Linked DNA regions of Homo sapiens: region 2 is linked to region 1. Evidence: read pairs that join two places in POLR2A ChIA-PET (ENCODE). Cell type or tissue: CD4-positive, alpha-beta T cell. All regions are shown on one strand.

Region 1 (8,000 bases):
CTTAACTCATTTCAGCATTAACTCAAAAGTCCATACTCCAAAGTCTCATCTGAAACAAGGCAAGTCCCTTCCACCTATGAGCCTGTAAAATCAAAGGCTAGTTAGTTACTTCCTAGATACAACGGAGGTACAGGCATTGGCTAAATACACCCATTTCAAGTGGGAGAAGTTGGCCAAAACGAAGTGGCTAAAGGCCCCATGCAAGTCTGAAATCCAGCAGGGCAGTTAAATCTTAAAGCTCCAAAATGGTCTCCTTTGACTCCATGTCTCACATCCAGGTCACACTGATGCAGGAGGTGGGTTCCCATGGTCTTGGGCAGCTCCACCCCTATGGCATTGCAGGGTACAGCCTACTTCTCGGTTGCTTTTACAGGCTGGCGTTGAGTGTCTGTGGCTTTTCCAGGTGCATGGTGCAAGCTGTCAGTGGATATACCATTCTGATGTCTGGAGGACGGTGGCCTTCTTCTGACAGCTCTACTAGGCAGTGTCCCAGTGGGGTCTCTGTGTGGGGGCTTCCCCTTCCACATTGCCTTAACAGAGGTTCTCCATGAGGGCCTCACTCCTGTAGCAAACTTCTGCCTGGACATACATGCATTTCCATACATTCTCTGAAATCTAGGCAGAGGTTCCCAAACCTCAGTTCTTGACTTCTGTGCACCTGCAGGCTCAACACTACGTGGAAGATGCCAAGACTTGGGGCTTGCACCCTCTGAAGCCAAGGCCTGAGCTGTATCTTGGCCCCTTTTAGCCATGACTAGAGCAGCTGGGATGCATGGTACCAAGTCCCTGGGCTGCACACAGCAAGGGGACCTTGGGCCTGGCCCACAAAACCATTTTTTCCCTCCTAGGCCTCCAGGCCTGTGATGGGAGGCACTGCTGCAAAGGTCTCTGACATGCCCTGCAGACATTTTCCCCATGTCTTAGTGATTAACATTTGGCTCCTTGTTACTTATGCAAATTTCTGCAGGGGGCTTGAATTTATCCTCAGAAAATGGGTTTTTCTTTTCTATCTCATCATCAGGCTGCAAATTTTCCAAACTTTTATAGTCTGTTTCCCTTTTAAAACTGAATGCTTTTAACAGCACCCAAGTCACCTCATGAATGCTTTGCTGCTTAGAAATTTCTTCTGCCAGATACCCTAAATCATCTCCCTCGAGTTCAAAGTTCCACAAATCTCTAGGGCAGGGGCAAAATGCAGCCAGTCTCTTTGCTAAAATATAGCAAGAGTCACCTTTACTCCAGTACCAAACAAGTTCCTCATCGCTATCTGAGACCAACTCAGCCTGGATTTCATGTCCCAATCATTATCAGCATTTTGGTCAAAGCCATTTAACAAGTCTCTAGGAAGTCCCAAACTTTCCCACATTTTCCTGTCTTCTGATCCCTCCAAACTGTTCCAACCTCTGCCTGTTACCCAGTTCCAAAGTTGCTTCCACATTTTTGGGTATTTACAGCAGCGCCCCACTCTACTGGTACCAATTTACTGTATAGGTTCATTTTCACAGTGCTGATAAAGACATAACCAAGACTGGGTAATTTATAAAGAAAAAGAGGTTTAATGAACTCACAGCTCCACGTGGCTGGGGAGGCCTCACAAGCATGACAGAAAGGCACGTCTTACATGGCGGCAGGCAAGAGAGAATGAGAACTAAGCAAAAGGGGAAACCTCTTATAAAATCATCAGCTCTCATGAGATCTATTCACTATCACCAGAACAGTATGGCGGAAACTGCCCCCATATTTCAATTATCTCCCACTGGGTCCTTCCCACAACACATGGCAATTATGGGAGCTACAATTCAAGATGAGTTTTAGGTGGGGACACAGCCAAACCATATCAGGTGGGGAAACGGATGCATTCTCTAGGGGGTAGGGGACTGGTTTTGCTACCAGAGCTGTTGATGGAAGCTAAAGTTCACCCTGTTTCCCACCGACCCGCTCTGGCATGCCACTTTTCTCCAGACTCAGCTGCAAAGTCAGAAAAAACTCACTCCGGCTGAGGTTGCTCTTCTTAGAAAGAGAAAATGGCTGGCGTGGTGGCTCATGCCTGTAATCCCAACACTTTGGGAGGCCAAGGTGGGTGCATCACTAGGTCAGGAGTTTGAGACTAGCCTGGCCAACATGGTAAACCCCATCTCTACTAAAAAATACAAAAAGCCAGGCATAGTGATGCATGCCTGTAATCTCAGCTACTCAATCGCTTGAACCTAGGAGGAGGGGTTGCAGTGAGCTGATTGTGCCACTGCACTCCAACCTGGGTGACAGAGCAAGACTCCATCTAAGGGGGGGCGGGGGGAAGAGAAAATGGCTGAGATGAAAGACCTTCCCCTGTCTGTTTATTGGTAGTTGTCAGTGTGTGCATGTAGCCTGTGTTCAGAAGCACAGACCACCAGAGTAAGAACATCACTCCCTTCTAGGCCACACCCCAGGCACATGTGCAGGGGGTGAGGCAGCTGAGGAATCTTGAAAGGGCTATTTATTTCCTACGAGAGTCCTGGGGAAACCGCCTGGGAGGAGGCTGGCTCAGCAATCAGAGCCTCAAATTTGCTCCATGCCCCCTTCCTCCAGATCATCCAGCCTCAGAGAGGTTGTGTTCATTTCATAGATCAGGGACCCATGATGCGTGTTTCTCTCTCTCTCTCTCTCTCACACACACACACGCACACTCTTCAGTTAAGGCACGAAGTCTGGCCTGCATGGCCCTGCAAGTCTGTTCCCATCAGGCACATTTGGCCCAGGGCTGAGCCCATGTATGTACACAAATGGGTTAGTGCAGTGTTAGGAGTCTCTTCACAAATTGGGAACATGATGATGGCTCTGTGCTAAGCCCAGTCCTCCTGTTCCCTGGGAGGGGATCTCTTGCCTCCTTGTCAGCCAAACACCTCCCCAGCTGGACTGGGACCAAATCAGCCACAGTTCAGGTGAGTGCTGGGGACTCAGGGCCTGGCTTCTAACACTAAGAAAACACACGTTCTAAGTGTGGTGGGGGCTATTTGGAGACCTTAAATAAGATCAAGTCCCCACCTAAGATGGACAAAGATGGCCACGAAAGCCAGGAGGGGGAGGTTTCTCTTTGTGCTTTTAAACCCCAACCATGTATAACCATGTATAACAGGAAGAGAGCTGACCTTTTTCCTCTAAGCTCTCTGGCTTCCACCCCAGGGAAGAGGTTTCTGCAGATTGGTGTGAGTGTGGGGGTGGAAAGGGCACAGTAAGGATTGTGCGTTGGAGCAGGAGATTGCTTCAGTGCCCCCTCCCTAGGCCCCACCTTCAGCAGCTGGTTCCAGCACATTTAAGTCAGCAGCCACTTAATGGGTGGTATAGAGGTGGGAGGTTCCTGGGAGTACATGGTGCGGGTGTGACGGAGGGTTCAAGGTCTGCATGAAGACTGGGGGCTTTGCGGTTACCGGGCCCTGGGCTGGGTCAGGACGCCCAGGTAAAGTAGGCGATCTCATCCAGGTCGACCGGGTAATCGGTGAGCAGCACCGGCGTCTTGTCGAAAAGCTCACCCTTGTAGCTGCGCCACTTGCCGGCGGGCAAATAGACGTCGCGCTCCTGCTTGCCTGGCTCCAGCACCGGGGCCACAAGCAGCGTGTCCCCAATAAGGAACTGCGAGTCGATACGGTGAGCTGTCTCGTCGCCGGGCGCAATCCACCAAAGGGGGCGCACGATAGGGTCACCCGTGTCGGTGACCTCGCCCGCCAGCTCAAGCAACAGCGGTGCCACAAGCGAGGCCCGCAGGGCGGCGAACTTCTGCGCGATGGCCACCACTTCCGCGTCGTAGCGCCAGGGCGGGATAGAGAACTGCATGGCCGGCATAAAGGCGGCCACTTCCAGCCAGCGAATGTAGAGCTCGCGCTCGGGCACATCGCCGCCGGCTGTCCGCTGGGGCACGGCGTTGCCGCCCACCATATCGGGTAGGATGAATGGGTAGCCCAGCATGCTGACGGTGAGCACCGCGGGGATGAGTGAGCGCAACCCCAGGTCGTAGCCCCACACAGAGTCGCGATCCACCAGGCGGAAGAAGCAGGAGATGTTCTGTGACTGGTAGCCTACGCGCACCTCCGCCAGCGAGAAGAAGGGCAGCGCCATCTCAGTGTAGCGCCGGCTCCAGACGCTGGGGTCCGGCAGCGGCCGGTAGGTGCTGAAGTCCCGCGGCAGGTAGCTGACCTCGCCCGCGTCGAACTTGAAGGAAGCCACGGAGTAGCGAGAGCGCAGCCGCCGCAGGTGTCCCTGGAACCAGTCGCGGGCCTTTGGGTGCGTGAAGTCTAGCACCGCGCCGATGCCGTTCCACCAGCGCACCAGCGCAGGTAACCGGCCCGTGGGTTCGCGCACGAACAGCTCGCGCTCCACGCCCTCGCCGAAGCGCGACGAGTTGTAGTTGACAAAAGGGTGCACCCAGAGCGTGACGCGGAAGCCGGCGTCGCGCAGGCGGCGGAACATGTCGCTGGCGTTGGGGAATTTGACCTCATCGAAGTCGAAGTCGCCATAAGCAGGTGTGTACATGTCGTCGATTTCCAGGTGGCTGCTGTTGAAGTGGTGCAGGCGGATCTGTTGGGCAAAACGCAGCACCTTGTCCTGGTCCACGGCGCGCCCGTACAGCGCCCATGTGGACCAAATGGGGTCTCGGAAGGCCTCGGGTGCTGGCACCCTTGACGGCTTGTTGAAGTAGCGACGCACCATGTACTTGTGGATGGAGGTGACGTCTGAGCCCACGCACACTCGGTAGCTCAGCTCTGGCGCTGCGGCGCGGCCGGCGGGTGGCTTGTAGGGCGTGTCGTGGTAGCGCGCCTGAAGCCGCAGCGAGCGCTCCGTGCTGTTCCAGCCCAGGTGGAAGGGCACTGAGTCATTGACTTTGATGGCGGCCGCGCGCGAAGATAGCCAGTAGCGCTCGAGGATGCCCCCAAACGCGGCGTCGGAGGAGTAGACATCGCTGGTGACGAACGGCTGGGGCTCCTGCTGGCCATCCAGGCGGATGGGCCAGTGTTGCGTCCTCATCTCGGCGCCACCATACCAGTGGGCCGCCGCGTCGCCCAAGAACATGGCGTGCTCCACGGCCCGGCCCGGCGCTGCCTCCTCCCAGCGCACGCGGTAGCACATGACCGTGTCCTTGGGCCGCACAGTCTGGATGAAGAAGTGCAGCGGCAGCCCGTCGGCCGTGAGCGAGCAGCCCAGCAGGGCGCCATCGCGGCTGCAGGAGTCAAGGTCCAGCGCGCCGGAGCGGAAGGCCAGGCGGAAGACCTGCTCTCCCTTCTGATTGCGGATGGAGAAGCCGCCAGCTTTCAGGTCCAGCAGCTCCGCGCGAAGTCGCTCCGCCTTGCGTAGGGAGACGCTGTAGTAGCACCAGGCCACCACCGCGGCCAGCACAAGCAGCAGCCCCAGAACCGCGGAGCCCAGCAGCGGCTTCAGGTCTTTGGAAGGCTTGGGCTTGGCAGGTGAGAAGTTGTCGGGCAGGAAGGTGTACATAGCTGCGGCTGCGATGGCCTCGGGGTTCTGACGGTATGCGTAGCAGCCAGGCCGGCGGCGGCGGGGGTAGGCCTGGCTCTTCTCCTGAGGGTTCTGGAGCATTAGTGGGCTGCTAAGAAAGGAGCGGGCCGTGGGGCCATCTGACTGAGTTCATCTCAACCTGCTCTGAAAGGAGGAGACAGAGATGGAACTGAGCTATCTCATCCCATGATATTTCCATTTGCTGCCGCAAGCTAAGAGGAGGTGTATACTTTGGGAAGATGAATACTGGAACCTGAGGGCTTGAAGAGTGGCAAAGGTGAGACCCTTACCAGGACAATCTGTGCCTAACCCACCCTTTCTCATGGGACCTAATGCTTGCCCAAATTAGGACTCTGTGACTGGGGAGCGGCCCATGTGACTGGGAGATGGCACCCATCCTCATTTTCCTAGTGGAGAAACAAACCCTGAGAGGGTCAGGAAGCTTTCCAGGATCACAGGATAAGCCAGGCCTCCCCAGATCACACATGGGGCCGTTCGGGCTGAAGAGACGGGAAAGGAACTAGAAAAGTCCTGCTCTCCTAGAGGTGTGGATGGTCAGGGTGGGAGAGGGGGTATTGTCCAGCCAGCTCCTTGAGACTTTTTTTTTTGAAATGGAGTCTCTCTCTGTCACCCAGACTGGAGTGCAGTGGCATGATCTCAGCTCACTGCAATCTCTGCCTCTTGGGTTCAAGCGGGTCTCCTGCCTCAACCTCCCGAGTAGCTGGGATTAAAGGCGCACACCACCACACCTAGCTAATTTTTGTATTTTTGGTAGAGACAGGGTTTCACCATGTTGGTCAGGCTGGCTTCGAACTCATGACCTCAAGTGATCCACCTGCCTCAGCCTCCAGAAGTGCTGGCATTACAGGCGTGAGCCACCTCGCCCAGTCCCCCTTGAGACTTTTAACAGGGCGGTAGGCTAGCTTCCCTGTCCCCAGAGGGGGAGAGGAGGGAGGAAGGGAGAACAGCTCAGGGATGTGTTTTTATCCTGAGTCAAAAGCCTGATGAAGTCTGGAGATTGAAGAAGACACCCAAAGCCAGACTTAGTCCCAGGGCCTGGTTTGGAGGGAGGTAGAGTTGGGTTCAGACATTAGGGCCTGGGGCAGGAGCCTGGCATGGGGGGCCAGTTGTTTCTCACATCTGCTTCTCTTTGCCCTCAAACTCACCCTGCTCTCAGCCATCATCCATCACCAAATCCATTTCCATGCCTGCCTTCCTGCTTTGCTCCTGGCACCACATCTGTGGGCCAGCTACTTCCTCGCTCTGTTTCACCCACTGTCCTGTTTCTGTCATAGTTTGGGCACTGTCACTTCTCCCCTGTATTACCAAACGCTTCCCCCAACAGGCCTCTCTGACTCTAACTTCTTTCTCACCAGTGCCTTCTGATCACGGCAACCATAGTGATCTTTCTAAAGCACTTATCAAACCATATCTATCCCTAGCTTCGAGAGCTGCTCATTGCTTCCATGATGAAATTTAAAAGTGTTTGCTTTGCACTGGAGGCTCCAGGCATGATGTGTTCTCAGCTACCATTCTGATTCCATTTCCAGCCAAGCCTATCTTGTGATTACCAAGCTCGTTCCTTCCCCAACCTAAATCCTTTAGGCCACCTGCTTCAGGAGATTTCACCCACCTAGCTTGGCCCAGCGCACCTCCTCCACCTACCTGCTCTCCAGGGATCAGACACCCACCACTACCACTAACACACATAAACTCTGACACACTATATGCTAAATATCCAGATATGAGGCCATGCACGGTGCTCATGCCTGTAATCCTAGCACTTTGGGAGGCCAAGGAGGGCAGATCTCTTGAGCTCAGGAGTTTGAGACCAGCCTGGGCAACATGTTGAAACCCTGTCTCTACCAAAAATACAAAAAAAAAAAAAAATTAGCCAGGCATGGTGGTGTGCACCTGTAGTCCCAGCTACTTGGGGGGCTGAGGTGGGAGGGTCGCTTGAGCCCAGGAGGTCAAGGCTGCAGTGAGCCAAGATTGTGCCACTGCACTCCAGCCTAGGTGACAAAGTGAGACCCTATCTCAAAAAAAAAAAAAAAATACAGATATGACTACAGGGAAACACAGGCTCAGGGGAAGAGGTGTGTCCTACTCTGCCACTCAAGGCCACTGACCGTTCCTGTCCCAGGCTTCAGAGCAGAGTCCAACAAAGAAATAGCACCACCCAGGTGCACACACGGGCATACACACAGCCAGCCAGTTGGTTGCCCAACTGCTCCAGCTCGGGGGAAGAAGAGAAGGAGACTAGCAAACAGTAATTAGCCTCCTCCCAGATGCCAGTGTCTGTCTCTAAGTCCCCAGGGACTTCCAAGGAGATGCCGGAAATACTCAGGTTTTTCACCTCCCCCATGCAAGAATGCAAGGTGTGGAGCAGAATTTGATCCTAAATGTCAATACACAGCTCCTCCCATAGGCACTTCCCACACGGTGCTAGCTCAGGGCCTCATTCTCAGTGCCCTCTGCCCCCAGCTGCCTAAGCTTGTCAGCCCTAGCTGGTC
Region 2 (8,000 bases), 210 kb before region 1:
ATCCATGATTCTGAATATATCCTAACCTCAGGCTACTTTTATTCACCAAAATTAGATGGTGCATTTGCCAAAGCTTCCCAGTTAGGAGGATTGCTTCTTAACACCTTGTCTTTCAGGGTCCTCACTATGTCCTATTTTCTGCTTGCGTTTTCTCACCCACCGAGCCAACCTCCTCTGTTAGCTGGCCACAAGAGCATATATGGCAATAGATATAAGCTAAGAGGTGCTAAGGTAAGAGCAGTAGATGACTGGGGGCTCGTGCCACCTGCAGCTTATACACTTTAGCTGTATTTGTGTCTGCTCCTGAATGTACCACTTCTGCATTGCGACAGATTGCTGCTGGCCCATCCACCTTATGATGTGGTGAGTCTGAGAAACAAAACTTTTTTTTTTTTTTGAGACAGAATCTCACTCTGTTGCCCAGGCTGGAGTGCAATGGTGCAATCTTGGCTCACTGCAACCTTCACCTCCCAGGTTCAAGCGATTCTCGTGCCTCAGCCTCCCAAGTACCTGGAATTACAGGCATGTGCCACCACGCCCGGCTAATTTTTTGTATTTTTAATAGAGATGGGGTTTCACCATGTTGGCCAGGCTGGTCTTGAACTCCTAGTCTTAAGCAATCCACCCGCCTGGGTCTCCCAAAGTGCTGGGATTACAGGTTTGAGCCACCACACCGGCCTGAGAAACAGAATTTATGAAGGATTGTATTGTCCATGTGGTTGATGTCCTACAGTCAGGCACTTCATCTTTGCCATGGTCAGATGCTGATTATTTTATTTTTTGAGACAGAGCCTCACTCTGTCACCCAGGCTGGAGTGCAGGGGAGCAATCTCAGCTCACTGCAACCTCCACCTCCCAGGTTCAAGCAATTCTCATGCCTCAGCCTCCTGAGTAGCTGGAATTACATGTACACGCCACCACGCCTGGCTAATTTTTGTATTTGTAGTAGAGATGGGGTTTCACCATGTTGGTCAGGCTGGTCTTGAACTCCTGATCTCAAATGATCCACCTGCCCTGCCTCAACCTCCCAAAGTGTTAGGATTACAGACGTGAGCCACCTCGCCCAGCCTCATTTTTTAAAAAATTTGTAATTATCTGCTGCAGATATCATAGCCTTACTGTGGAACCCTAGGGGTCTAGGTTGTGATTCTCTTATCGGAGCTTGTCAGAAACTCCACATGATGCCTTTTGCCACTGTCTTAGTGTGTTTGTTCTGCTTTAATAAAATACCTGAGATTGGGTAATTTATAAAGAACAGAAATTTATTTCCCACAGTTCTGGAAGCTGGGAGGTCCAAGATCATGGAGCCAGCGTGTCTGGTGTCTGGTGAGGGTTGCTGTCTGATTCCAAGATGATGCCTCTTGCTATGTCCTCACATGGTGAAAGGAGGAAGGGCAAAAAGGACTGAACACTGTGAAGCTTCTTTTATAAGGGTCTTAATCCCATTTATGAGGGAGGAGACCTCATGACTTAATTATCTCCTAAAGGCCCCACTCCCTGGAGATTAAGTTTCAATGTAAATTTTGTAGGGACACAAACATTCAGACTATAGCAGCCACCACCATAGGTTCTGCTGGGTTCTATGGTTCAAACAGTAGGACCATTTGCATCCCAGCCTGGAGCTGCTGCTGAGCACGTCACTTATCCTGGACCCACTCGAAGCTGGCAGCCTTTTGTGTCACCCAGTATATGGATTAGAGTGATATTCCCAAGTAAGGACTAATACTCTGCCTCCAGAACAAAGACACCTTAGTTGAGAGTGTGGGGAATGAGAGATGCAATATTGTAATTTGTCTTTTACTTTGAAGGGAATGTCCCAGCATTTCCCAAACTACTAGACTACCCAAAACTTAACTGTTAGCCGGGCGCGGTGGCTCACACCTGTAATCCCAGCACTTTGGGAGGCCGAGGCGGGTGGATCACCTGAGGTCAGGAGTTCAAGACCAGCCTGGCCAACATGATGAAACCCTGTCTCTACTAAAAACACAAAAATTAGCCAGGCATGGTGCACTCCTGTAATCCCAGCTACTTGGGAAGCTGAGGCAGGAGAATCGCTTGAACCCGGGAGGCAGAGGTTGCAGTGAGCCGAGATGGCCCCACTCCACTCCAGCCTGGGCGACAGAGTGAGACTCTGTCTCGAAAAAACCAAAACAGACAAAAAAAAAAAAAACTTAACTGTTGTGGTGGACCTTTGAGCCTTCATAAAGTTGATCTCCCACATTTGAAAGCACATATATCTTTAAAAGACTTCCAATGAATTTGCCATTTTTTACACATCCAGTCTGATTACTTTTCTGTCCTCCATACCGGCAACAATGTGATGTTCTGTGGTGTATCCAGATGATTAAAGTCCCTTCAGAATATATATATATTCTCTAGGCCAGGCACAGTGGCTCATGCCTGTAATCCCAGCATTTGGGGAGGCCGAGGTGGGAAGGAATCGCTTGAGTCCAGGAGTTCAAGACCAGCCTAGGCAAGAGAGCGAGACCCCATCACTATTTTTTTTTTTTTTAAATAGAGGCCGAGGCAGGGCAGGTGAGATCAGGAGTTCAAGACCAGCCAGACCAACATGGTGAAACCCTATCTATCTATCTATCTATCTATCTATCTATCTATCTATCTATCTACCAATTTTGAGACAGGGTCTTGCTCTGTTAACCAGGCTAGAGTACAGTGGCATGATCATAGCTCACAGCAACCTTGACTTCCTGGGCTCAGGTGATTCTCCTACCTCAGCCTCCCTAGTAGCTAGCTATGGACTCCCAAGTAGCCTCCAAGTAGCTGGGCCCATACCACCATGCCTGGCTAATTTTTAATTTTTTTTTTTTTTTGTAGTGACAGGGTTTTGCCATGTTGTCCAGGCTGGCCTTGAATTCCTGGGCTCAAGTGATCCTCCTGCCTCGGCCTCCCAAATTGCTGAGATTACAAGCATGAGCCACACACAGCCTCAGAATATATTATAATAGTGGGCATGAAATTAACATAGCTCTGGGCCAAGACTATATATGTATGCTACTGTCCATTCCAAGTGACAGTTAACTGTTTCTGATCCTCCTTTAGAGATGGAAAAGAATGCCTTTACCAGATTAATGGTCACATATCACACATACCATGTATTTGAGGTAACGTTAATCTGCTTTAGCAAAGATACTAAATCTGGCACCTGCAATTGCAGCTACTACTTTTTTGAGTGTGTCATAGTCTACTGGACATCCTCCAGAATCTATCTAGGATTCTGTTGAACCAAAAGAAATTATGATAGGGACTATTACCTCTGCATCTTTTTTTTTTTTTTTTTTTTTTTTTTTGAGATGGAGTCTCGCTCTGTTGCCCAGGCTGGAGTGCTGTGGCGCCAACTCGGCTCACTGCAAGCTCCGCCTCCCAGGTTCACACCATTCTCCTGCCTCAGCCTCCAGAGTAGCTGGGACTATAGGCGCCCGCCACCACGCATAGCTAATTTTTTTTTTTCGTATTTTTATTAGAGACGGGGTTTCACCGTGTTAGCCAGGATGGTCTCAATCTCCTGACCTTGTGATCCGCCTGCCTTGGCCTTACCTCTGCATCTCTTAAATCATTAAGAGTACCATTGATCTCTTTCACTACCCATAAGATGCAATCTTGTTTTTGATTGCTATCTTGCTGGGGTAGGGAGAAGTTTCAGAGGCTTCTATTTGGTCTTTCTCATGACGTTAGCACTTACCTCACAGGTCATAGGGCCAATGTGTTAGTTCTTTTAACAGCCAAGTATGTTGATTTTATTCATGTATTTGGCAACCAGGGACATAACCACTGGGTGTGTCTGTGTGCACAGTAGATTCCCTGTGAACTGAACCTGGGCCAGGACTCATTTATTTATTTATTTATTTATTTATTTATTTATTTATTTATTTATGAGACGGAGTCTCATTCTGTCGCCAGGCTGGAGTGCAGTGGCATGATCTCGGCTCATTGCAACCTCCGCCTCCCGGGTTCAAGCAATTCTCCTGCCTCAGCCTCCCAAGTAGCTGGGACTATAGACACGCACCACCACGTCTAGCTAATTTTTGTATTTTTAGTAGGCACTGGGCTTCACTGTGTTGGCCAGGATGGTCTCAATCTCCTGACCTCAGGTGATCCATCTGTCTCGGCCTCCCAGAGTGCTGGGATTACAGGTGTGAGCCACTGCTCCTGGCCAGGAGTCCATTTATTACAGGGTCTCCATATGCCCCAACTCTAAAGGGGGGATCCTGAGGATGCTTTGAGTCCCATACTGGTATCAATTTCATTTCAGACCTTGTGTCCAACAGTCCTTGTATTGCTTGGGTAATATTGCTCTTTCCACTGCGTTTGGGGGCCCAAACAAATACTAGTGGACCTTTTTGAGGAAGGACTGGAGGAATCATTGCCAAATACATTTATTAGAGTGTCACGGGGTCCTCCTTCTGGAGACCTGGCAGCTGCTTCAGTCACTGGGTTGCAGGTCTGAAGACTGGTTGTGATCCAGAAGCTGAGCAATGAATCATGACTCAGCTTCTTGATCATCTAGCCTGGGTTCCTTTTAATTGTCTAGGTTGAGTAATATCCTTGTTGGCCATCTCACCTTTAAGAACATCATGAACTATTAGCCATCTCCATCGCTCTCTGCAGGTCAGGACCCTCTGGCTGCTGTTCCAACTTCATAGATCATTGTAATTGCAACTATTTGCTTCTGATGGTTACATGCTGCTCTCTGGCCTCTATTATTTTAAGATACTATTATTCCCATTGCTATCAAGGTGCCCTGTTCTGAAACCACAAGGGCAGCTACCACTGAGCTTCTCAGTAATACCAATATCACTTTTCTTTTTTTGAGACAGGGGCTCACTCTGTCACCCAGGCTGGAGTGCAGTAGCATGATCTCGGCTTGCTGCAACCTCTGTCCACCCCTAGGCACAATTGATCCTCCCATCTTAGCTTCCTGAGTAGTTGAGACCACAAGCATGTACCACCATGCCTGGCTATTTTTTCTGTATTTTTAGTAGAGATGGGGTCTCACTGTATTGCTTAGGCTGGTCTTGAACTCCTGAGCTTAAGTGATCCACCCACCTTGGCCTCCCAAAGGGCTGAGATTACAGGTGTGAGCCACCGTGCCCAGCCCCTCCAATGTCACTTTCATCAGAGAATTCCTTGGAGCTCTTCTGTGGAAAAGTCATTTGGTAAGTTTCCTGGTTTTACACGGTATATCCATTCTAACTTTCCTCTTCTTTTAGTCTTTTGATCCCTACTTGCACCATCTCCTATAGCAGTTCTGATATTTCTTTTTTTTTTTTTTTTTCTGAGATGGAATTTTGCTGTTTTTGCCCAGGCTGGAGTGCAATGGTGCAATCTCGGCTCACTGCAACCTCCACCTCCCAGGTTCAAGCGATTCTCCTGCCTTAGCCTCCTGAGTAGCTGGGATTACAAGTGCCTGCCACCACGCCTGGCTAATTTTTGTATTTTTAGTAGAGATGGGGTTTCACCTTGTTGGCCAGGCTTGAACTCCTGACCTCAGGTGGTCCACCCGCCTCAGCCTCCGAAAGTGCTAGGATTATAGGCATGAGCCACTGTACCCGGCCTCTTTTTTTTTTTTTTTTTTTTTTTGAGACAGAGTCTCACTCTGTCACCCAGGCTGCAGTGCAGTGGTGTGATCTCGGCTTACTGCAACCTCACCCTCCTGGGTTCAAGCAATTCTCCTGCCTCAGCCTCCCAAGTAGCTGGGATTACAGGTGCAAGCCACTACTCCCCATTAATTTTTTGTTTGTTTGTTGTTGTTTGTTCGCTTGAGACAGAGTCTCACTCTTGTTGCCCAGGCTGGAGTGCAATGGCGTGATCTCGTCTCACAGCAAGCTCTGCCTCCTGGGTTGAGGTGATTCTCCTGCCTCAGCCTCCCCAGTAGCTGGGATTACAGGTATGCGCCACCTTGCCCAGATAATTTTTTTTGTATTTTTAGTAGAGACGAGGTTTCCCCATGTTGGCCAGGCTGGTCCCAAATTCCTGACCTCAGGTGATCCACCTACCTCAGCCTCCCAAAGCGCTGGGATAAGAGGCATAAGCCACCACGCTCGGTCTAATTTTTGTATTTTTATTTGTTTGTTTTTTTTTTTTTTTTTTTGAGACAGAGTTTCGCTCTGTCGCCTAGGCAGACAGAGTGCAGTGGCGCGATCTTGGCTCATTGCAAGCTCTGCTTCCCGGGTCCACGCCATTCTCCTGCCTCAGCCTCCCGAGTAGCTGGGACTACAGGCACCTGCCACGGCGCCCGGCTAATTTTCTGTATTTTTAGTAGAGGTGAGGTTTCACCGTGTCAGCCAGGATAGTCTCAATCTCCTGACCTCTTGATCCACCCACCTCGGCCTCCCAAAGTGCTGGGATTACAGGCGTGAGCCACCGCGCCCAGCCTAATTTTTGTATTTTTAGTAGAGATGGGGTTTCACCATGTTGGCCAGGCTGGTCTCAAACTCCTCAAGTGATCCACCCACCTTAGCTTCCCAAAGAGCTGGTATTAGAGGTATGAGCTGCCCGGTCTGATATTTCTATTTATTTATTACAGCCCATCACTTTCTCTAAGCTCATAAGACCCATCCTAAGAATATGTTAGCACTATTTCTCAGGGTCCTTGTCAGGGTGTTAAATCCTGTGTTCCAAGTTGATAACCTCTCCCTATTTTGGTTGAGAATTGGAATCCTCAGAATCCAGTCCCATGAATATTCTCCTGCCATTTGTCAGTACATATTGGTTATGTTCTACAGCTCCTTTAGCTATAGTCTCTTTCCTCCTTCGGCATGTCCTGGTCATTCATGTTGTTATTTAATTTTAGTTATTGGTCCAATGATTAGGTTGGGACTTTAAAGTAGATCCAGATGGCAAGGCACCTATCTTTTTTTTTTTTTTTTTTTTTTTGAGACAGGATCTTGCTCTGTCACCCAGGCTGGAGTGCAGTGGCGCAATTTCGGCTCACTACAGCCTCGACCTCCCATGTTCAAGTGATTATCCGGCTTCTGCCTCCTGAGTAGCTGGGATTACAGGTGCACACCACCATGCCCAGGTAAACAGGCACCTGTCTTGTAAGGCAGGTATTTTTACATTGTCTTCAAGCAAGGAGGAATGCTAAGCTTTAACAAAGAGGAATGGGCAATGTGTTGGGTCCTTCTTGCGCTGCTCTAAAGAAATACCTGGCAGGGAGGAGGGAGAGCATCACGAAGAATAGCTAATGGATGCTGGGCTTAATACCTAGGTGATAGGATGATCTGTGCAGCAAACCACCACAGCACACGTTTATCTATGTAACAAACCTGCATATCCAGCGCATGTACCCCTGAACTTAAAAAAAAAAAAGAAATACCTGACACTGAATAATTTACAAGAAAAGATGTTTAGGCCGGGCATGGTGGCTCATGCCTGTAATCCCAGCACTTTGGGCGGCCGAGGTGGGTGGATCACGAGGTCAGGAGATCGAGACCATCCTGGCTAACATGGTGAAACCCCGCCTCTACTAAAAATACAAAAAATTAGCCGGGCCTGGTGGCGGGAGCCTGTAGTCCCAGCTACTTGGGAGGCTGAGGCAGGAGAATGGTGTGAACCCAGGAGGTGGAGCTTGCAGTGAATCGAGATTGCACCACTGCACTCCAGCCTGGGTGACAGAGCGAGACTCCATCTCAAAAAAAAAAAAAAAAAAAGATGTTTAATGGCTCATGGTTATGCAGGCTGTACAGGAAGCATAGCAGCATCTGTTCTGGGGAGGCCTCAGGAAGCTTCCAATCATGGCATAAGGCAAAGGGGGAGCAGGGACATCACATGGCTAGAATGGAAACAAGAGAAAGAGAAAGTGGCGGCGAGGTGCACACACTTTTAAATGACCAGCTCTCATGAGAACTCACTATCACGAAGACTGCACCCACCAAGCCATGAGGGATCCACCCTCATGATACAAACACCTCCCAGCAGGCCCCTCCTCCAGCATTGGGGATTACAATTCAACATGAGATTTGGGTGGGGACAAATATCTA

Evidence for each region. ChIA-PET counts read pairs that join two places held together with the same protein. Peaks named below come from ENCODE experiments on the same cell type or tissue, not always from the same donor. Only the 100,000 strongest peaks of a DNase experiment are listed, where the experiment ranks them.
Region 2: POLR2A ChIA-PET joins it to region 1 with 6 read pairs; 10 of 35 experiments call an interaction of 5 or more read pairs at or near these places.

What each region holds. Positions count from the first base shown.
Region 1 is chr9:34,367,376-34,375,375 of GRCh38, forward strand. MYORG (myogenesis regulating glycosidase) reads right to left here. Exons shown (of 2, transcript NM_020702.5): 2 at 1-5,631. The coding sequence starts at 5,568. The coding sequence ends at 3,424. Among named protein-coding and RNA genes, the nearest start is that of MYORG, 5.5 kb to the right of the region's middle. RefSeq lists enhancers at 4,453-4,953, 4,954-5,454. In CD4-positive, alpha-beta T cell, no CTCF peak of the experiment used is centred here; a DNase peak (open chromatin) is centred at 3,696.
Region 2 is chr9:34,159,142-34,167,141 of GRCh38, forward strand. No RefSeq gene overlaps it. Among named protein-coding and RNA genes, the nearest start is that of UBAP1, 16 kb to the right of the region's middle. In CD4-positive, alpha-beta T cell, no CTCF peak of the experiment used is centred here; no DNase peak of the experiment used is centred here.